Regions from separate parts of the Mus musculus genome. Here region 2 is linked to region 1. Evidence: chromatin loops called from intact Hi-C (ENCODE). Cell type or tissue: gastrocnemius. All regions are shown on one strand. Each heading gives the region's core, and the rest is flanking DNA. Links, peaks and the distances in the headings are about the cores only. Region 1 overlaps B4galt5 (UDP-Gal:betaGlcNAc beta 1,4-galactosyltransferase, polypeptide 5). Region 2 has its middle 17 kb from the start of Slc9a8.

The links. A loop is a pair of places that touch in the nucleus more often than their neighbours do. Peaks named below come from ENCODE experiments on the same cell type or tissue, not always from the same donor. Only the 100,000 strongest peaks of a DNase experiment are listed, where the experiment ranks them.
Region 2: a loop joins it to region 1, with 2.1 times the contacts of the local background. A loop is called at or near these places in 9 of 42 quality-filtered maps.

The regions. Positions count from the first base shown.
Region 1 is chr2:167,297,829-167,300,735 of GRCm38, reverse strand. It overlaps B4galt5 (UDP-Gal:betaGlcNAc beta 1,4-galactosyltransferase, polypeptide 5), which reads left to right. Exons shown (of 9, transcript NM_019835.2): 9 at 1-2,292. Among named protein-coding and RNA genes, the nearest start is that of B4galt5, 50 kb to the left of the region's middle. In gastrocnemius, for the core only: no CTCF peak of the experiment used is centred there; DNase peaks (open chromatin) are centred at 644 and 1,235.
Region 2 is chr2:167,403,534-167,406,440 of GRCm38, reverse strand. No RefSeq gene overlaps it. Among named protein-coding and RNA genes, the nearest start is that of Slc9a8, 17 kb to the left of the region's middle. In gastrocnemius, for the core only: no CTCF peak of the experiment used is centred there; no DNase peak of the experiment used is centred there.

The DNA.
Region 1 (2,907 bases), core at 215-2,714:
GAGGGACTTGGTGTGATAGACATATAACAGTCACTTCTTGAAGAAGTGCAGTTGTAAATAAGCCATGTAAAATGCCTTTTTAAAGTTTAATTTTATAGCTGGCTCCACATCAAAGTGAGGGCCTCATATGTTAGATCACCTTGGGTGGCAAACACCCCAGTTCCCACGCAGTTGAGTGTCATCACCCAAGTCCCTGTCATCTAGGAAGGAAGTGGATGCAGGGTGGAACAAAGAACCTCCGGTCACTGTAGCCCCTCTTCTCTGCTCTGCCCCTCCTTTCCTGTCCCCTCCTTTAGCCCCTTCCCCCAAGGACTTCCTCCTGGAGACTCAGCCCCTAAGCTGGAACTGCTGTTAGGGGCACAGTGCTCTCCCCTCTTACAGACCCAGCGGAGCCAGCTGGGATGTGCAGGGGAGGGGAGGCAAAGGCCCAGGGCACAGGCTTATCACTCCAGTATGGATGGCGGGAGCTAGAGACCAGGAGATATGAGGCCAGTGTGAGCTGTGTCACAAGTTCCAGGTCAGCCTGTGCTGTGTAGCACAGTCCAGCTCCCTACACCTCCTCACACACACAGTGGCTGCTGGGTGACCGTTCCCTTTTTTCTTTGGAACTTGGCCACAGTTTCTCTGGGCTGTGCCTGCATGACCAGCTGGCTTCAGTGATTTCTCCGTTTCCCTCTTTAGTTTCTAGGAAGCCACTGTGCTGTGCTAAGAAGCAGTTGGTCAGGAGGGCTCAGCCCAGGAGCAGGTGGCCCTGGGGTGCATGTCAGCCAGGGGCCAGTCAGCCCAGCAGTCTCCCCTGCTCCCTGACATGAGTTCCTAAAGGGCACTGAAAAGGGCACCTCCTTCCTGTGTCTGCCTCCACTGCACCCCCAGTCCCTAAAGCAGGGATCGTGTGTGGTGAGGAACGCTCTCTTCTGGCCTCAAGCTCTTTGCCTCTTTGCCTTCAGCACCCTTGATGTTCATGGTTTACATGGGTGGGGGTGGGATGTAGATATGTGGGGGTGGGGTTTTGCATCACACAGTTGGTTCTGAGGACAGATGATCCCCACAGACTGTGGGAGTGATTGGCCAGGCCTTGTTTTTTCTTGTGTTTTGTTCTTTTTGTAGACTAGTGTGGTAACTAGGGAACAGATGGCACTGCAGAGTGCTTCCCGCTCATATGAGAGAGCAGGTGTCTGCCCTTGAGAGCTGGTGAGCCGCGTCATCTGTTTGCGCTGGGCAAGGAGCTGCACCGCTGCGTTGACCTGCCTTGTCTTACGGTACACACAGCAATAAAGCCTGGGTTCCGCCCGGTCTCCACCCTCCCTCCGCCTCCCTTGGTTAGTTTCACAGTGCTGGCAATGAAGCCCGTGGCCCACCACGCTAGGCGAGTGCTCTGCCACTGAGTCACGGCCCAGCCCTCTCTCCCTCATTCTTCTGTTTCCATACCAAAGGCCAGGAGTGCTTCACTGTGCTGGAGCCATGGTGTCCTTTGGAGGGACAACGGTGCACGCGGCATGTATCCTGGCTGAAGCGCTGCAATCTTACACTAGCCACAGGGTACTGTTTTGAGCCAAAGGCTGATACTTAATTGAAGAGGGAAAATGCAGATTTGGGGACAAAGGTCTTTTTACTGCTCAAGTAGGGTCGCTTCTGTCCTGTTGCAATCATGTCCAAGTTTGTTTTTAGTGTGGACTTTTGTGGGCACTGTCTGTCATTGGCCACCCAGTCACGTACCGAGTGGGCAGTGTCACAGCCAAAGCTACCACTGAGCCACAGCGTAGGTCATTGCTTGAAAAAAATGACAGTGACAATGGAGTGTGACCTTGGTGTACTGTGGCAGCCCAGATGACTGAGTGCTACAGACGAGTGACCCTTAGATGACCTCCTCAACTGCCTGCCTTGTGTGTGCGCGCAAGGCCCCTCTCTGCACAGGGGTTCTTCGGGGGAGGGGGTATTTGCAAAACCTTAATTTTGTTAAAATGGGGGACTCTGTCAGGGGACTCTGTCATCGCTTCCCTTCCTCAGAGGACAGCACAGAGCCGCGGCGTACACACTGACGTACCCACCACCAACAGATTGAGGCACTGACGCAGCCAGCTTAGCCCAGCATTACTGTCTCTGTTGTGAGCTTGCTCTTTGTTTTAAAAGGTGCCAGGGGTACATTTTTGCACTGAAACCTAAAGATGTTTTAAAAACACTTTTCACAGAAATAGTCCTTGTCATTACATTGTTCACTCATGTGTTTGTACATTTTTGTATGTTAATTTATGAATGATTTTTTCAGTAAAAAATACATATTCAATAACCAAACCTTGGTAGTCGTCTCTCTGTCTAGCTGCCTCTCAGGGTGGTTTCCCTTCCTCTGTAGAACACCACACACTGGCGACACCAGGGAATGAAGATCTGGCTCCAGAACATTCTCGGTGGGCAGTCCTGGGTTCTTTCTGCCAGAACATTCTCGGTGGGCAGTCCTGGGTTCTTTCTGCCAGATCCTGCTCGTGTTGTAATCACAAACTGTTAGGAATTGAAGGCTTGTCATTCCCGGTGTGTGTGCATTTTGACTTATTTTCCCATCTCGTAGCCCAGGCTGGCCCTAACTTGTTCTGTGTGTGTACTTGAGGATGGTCGTGAACTTCTGGTAGCTATGTACCACCAAGCTCAGTTTGTGTGGTGCTGGGATTAGCGTCCAGGCCTCCGTGCTTGTTCGCCAGCTCTCATCAACAGAGCCCCAGCTCTGCTGTCTTGTCTGTCTGTCCGTCATCCTTCCCTCCCTCCCTTCCATGGTTGAGGCCCACAAAGGCCAGAAGAGAGCTCTTGCTCACCTGGACCTAGAGTTAACGAGCCACCATGGTGGTGGTGGGAATTGAATTCAGATTCTCCTTCGCTAGAGTAGTCCGTGCTCATAACCACCGAGCTCTCTCCACC
Region 2 (2,907 bases), core at 146-2,645, 110 kb before region 1:
TATATATATATATATATATATATACATATACATATATATATATATATATGATTTTGAACTAATTTGTTTATTTATTATTTTAAGTGTAGTATGAGTGCTTTGCCTGCACATACGCCTGTGCACCATGTGCTTGCCTGGTGCTCCTGGAGTCCAGAAGAGGACATTGGATCCACTGGACTGGGACTGCAGACAGTTGTGAACTGCAGGGTGAACCCTCCCCACGAGCGTCCGTGCCGCTCTCACCTGCTTAGCCATTCTCTGCAGCAAAATGTTTTGATTTTAAAAGGGAGAGGGGAGCCTGGAGTGGGGACATCCTACACTTGGAAAGTGGAGATGGTAGGATCAGGAGTTCAAGGTTATCCTCGGGTACACAGAGAACTGAGGCTAGCCTGGGCTACATCTGGCCTGGATTAAAATACAACCAATCGTCTAATTTTAAAAGGCCCCTCAGACTGCAGCATAGCATACTGGGGACAGCCAGGGACAGAGGAGGAAGGCAAAGCCCTTCCCCGTGCCTGGTACACTCATCAACTGCCCCTCCTCTTTCCCAAACTGAAAAGGCAGCAGCCCCCATGCCTGCTTAGCACCGGAAGCCAGGGCTCTTCGTCGACATGATGTCTCACTAGCAGTGAGGCACCATGCTCTCTCCCGTCTTTCTCCTTTCTTGACAACAGAGCATGCTCCGTGCAAACCAGCTCCCTCCTCAGAGGCAGAATGTATTCTGGAGACAAGTCCCGGGCACTGTGGCTTGGGAACATGCACTTAATACAACCCCACATTCCAGTTCCCAACACGGATGTGGTTTTAGTTATTATTAAGTTGTTATTATTCTTAAGTTGTTATAGTAACAAAACAAAGAAAGTCAGAGGTCAAGACAGTTTTTAAACACTAGGTAGACGGGTCAATCTGTGCTGCAGACCCAAGATGGTGACACTGAACCTTTTGGTTGATGAGCACATAATGGTTATTTACTTTAATACTTTACCTGACAGCCACACCAGATGTCAGTTCACACGTAGACTCAAGAGGAGGCTTTGAAGGCAGTTTGAGTTGCAACATTCCAACCCTCCCTACAATTACTGAAGTCCTGAGGCGCTTCAGACGGGTCAGTGCAAGGTGAACTTGTTTCTGAGGACTCTCTGTTCACAGCACTTTAGGGTCCGCCTCAGGTCCCCACCCAGACCCCAGCCAGGCTGCGTAGCTCCACCCTTTTTCATTTCTGACTACAGAGAGAATTGCCGCCTCGCGTCCCCAGATAAAGAAACAGGGTGCGCTCAGTCCCATCGTCACAAGAACTGAATCCAACAGCCATCCGAGAGAGCAGATGGGCTGGCAAACGGGAGTATGTGTAGTTCAATCAGTGAGGAGTTTACCTAGCACGAGGGAAGAAGCCCGAGGTTCCATCCCTAGTACCACATAAACTGACCTGCAGTTTAATCCCGGGCGCTTGGAGGTAGAGCCGGGAGGATCTGAAGATCACACTTGGTTGCAAAGTGAATTTGTCTCCATTGTGGGCTTCATGAGACACTGTCTAAACAGACAGAAAAGCCATGGTGGTGGTGGCGCAAGCCTTTAATACAAGCACATGGGAGGCAGAGGCAGGCGGATTCCTGAGTTTGAGGTCAGCCTGATCTACAGAGCAAGTTCTAAGTCAGCCAGGGCTACACAGAGAAACCCTGTCTCAAAAAAAACAACAACAAAGGCTGGAGAGATGGCTCAGCGGTTAAGGGGCACTGACTGCTCTTCCAGAGGTCCTGAGTTCAAATCCCAGCAACTACATGGTGGCTCACAAACAACCATCTGTAATAGGATCTGATGCCCTCTTCTGGTGTGTCTAAAGACAGCTGCAGTGTACTCACATATAATAAATAAATCTTTAAAAAAAAAAGACAGACAGAGAATGGGTCTTATTATTGGTCTTGCTGCCTTCTGCTCAGAGCCGACAGTGACTTGGAGGACCGACCCCAGGGCTTTCAGCTCCCCAGAGTCAATGAGAGAACAGAGCTGCCCATCACACTGGGAAGCCAGAGCCAGAGGTCCAGGGCTGGATCACAGCACCCTTCCTTACCTATCACCCGGGACCAGTAAAAGTCTTGTGCTTCAGTGTCCTCCATTTGCAGTGAGTGAGCTCATGACATATTCAGAGCCATGCCTATTACATATATACCTTCTCGAAGTTTCCCCCAGCCCTGACCTGCATCTGTGGTGGGGCAGCTGATCAAGGTGGGCTGAGTGCCTCTGCTGTCTCCGTTAGAAGCCCAGGTTGTGGTGACTTTTAACCATAGCTTTCTTATCTCACTGAAGACCTAGAAGGGAAATTTTTTTCTATTTCCTATCTGGAGAACCCTGATTCCCACAAATAGGGGAGTCAACGGAGCCTTCTGCCTATGGAAAGGAGCATGGAAAGAGCTCAGAATGGGGGGTGGGGGATTGAGAGATAAGGGGATGGAGGACTGGGAAGTGGGCACAGAGAATCTGGAGACTGGAGGCCAGAGTGCCTGCCCCTGAATCCCTGCAAGGTCACCTGTGCCTGTGACAGTGCACAGTTCATTCAACTTGGAATTACAGACATGGCAGAGGATGACCTGGAATCCAGACCGACCCTCTGCCTCTGCCTCTCTTCCTCTCAAATGATGAGGTTGCAGAATCACAGCCCAGCCCCTGGTTTTTGTTGCTGGTATTTTTTGAGACTGTCTCTCACTATGCCGTCCAGCCTGGCTTTGAACTCGCAGAGAAGGTCCTGCGACTGCTTCTTGTACTGGGATTACAAGTGGAGCCCAACATGTAGGCTTTGAAAATATCTTCAGGGACTGGAGAGATGGCTCGGCAGTTGAAAGCACCTCCTGCTCTTGCAGAGGACCCTGTTTCAGTTTCCAACACCCAGATCGTGTGGATCCTAACTCCAGC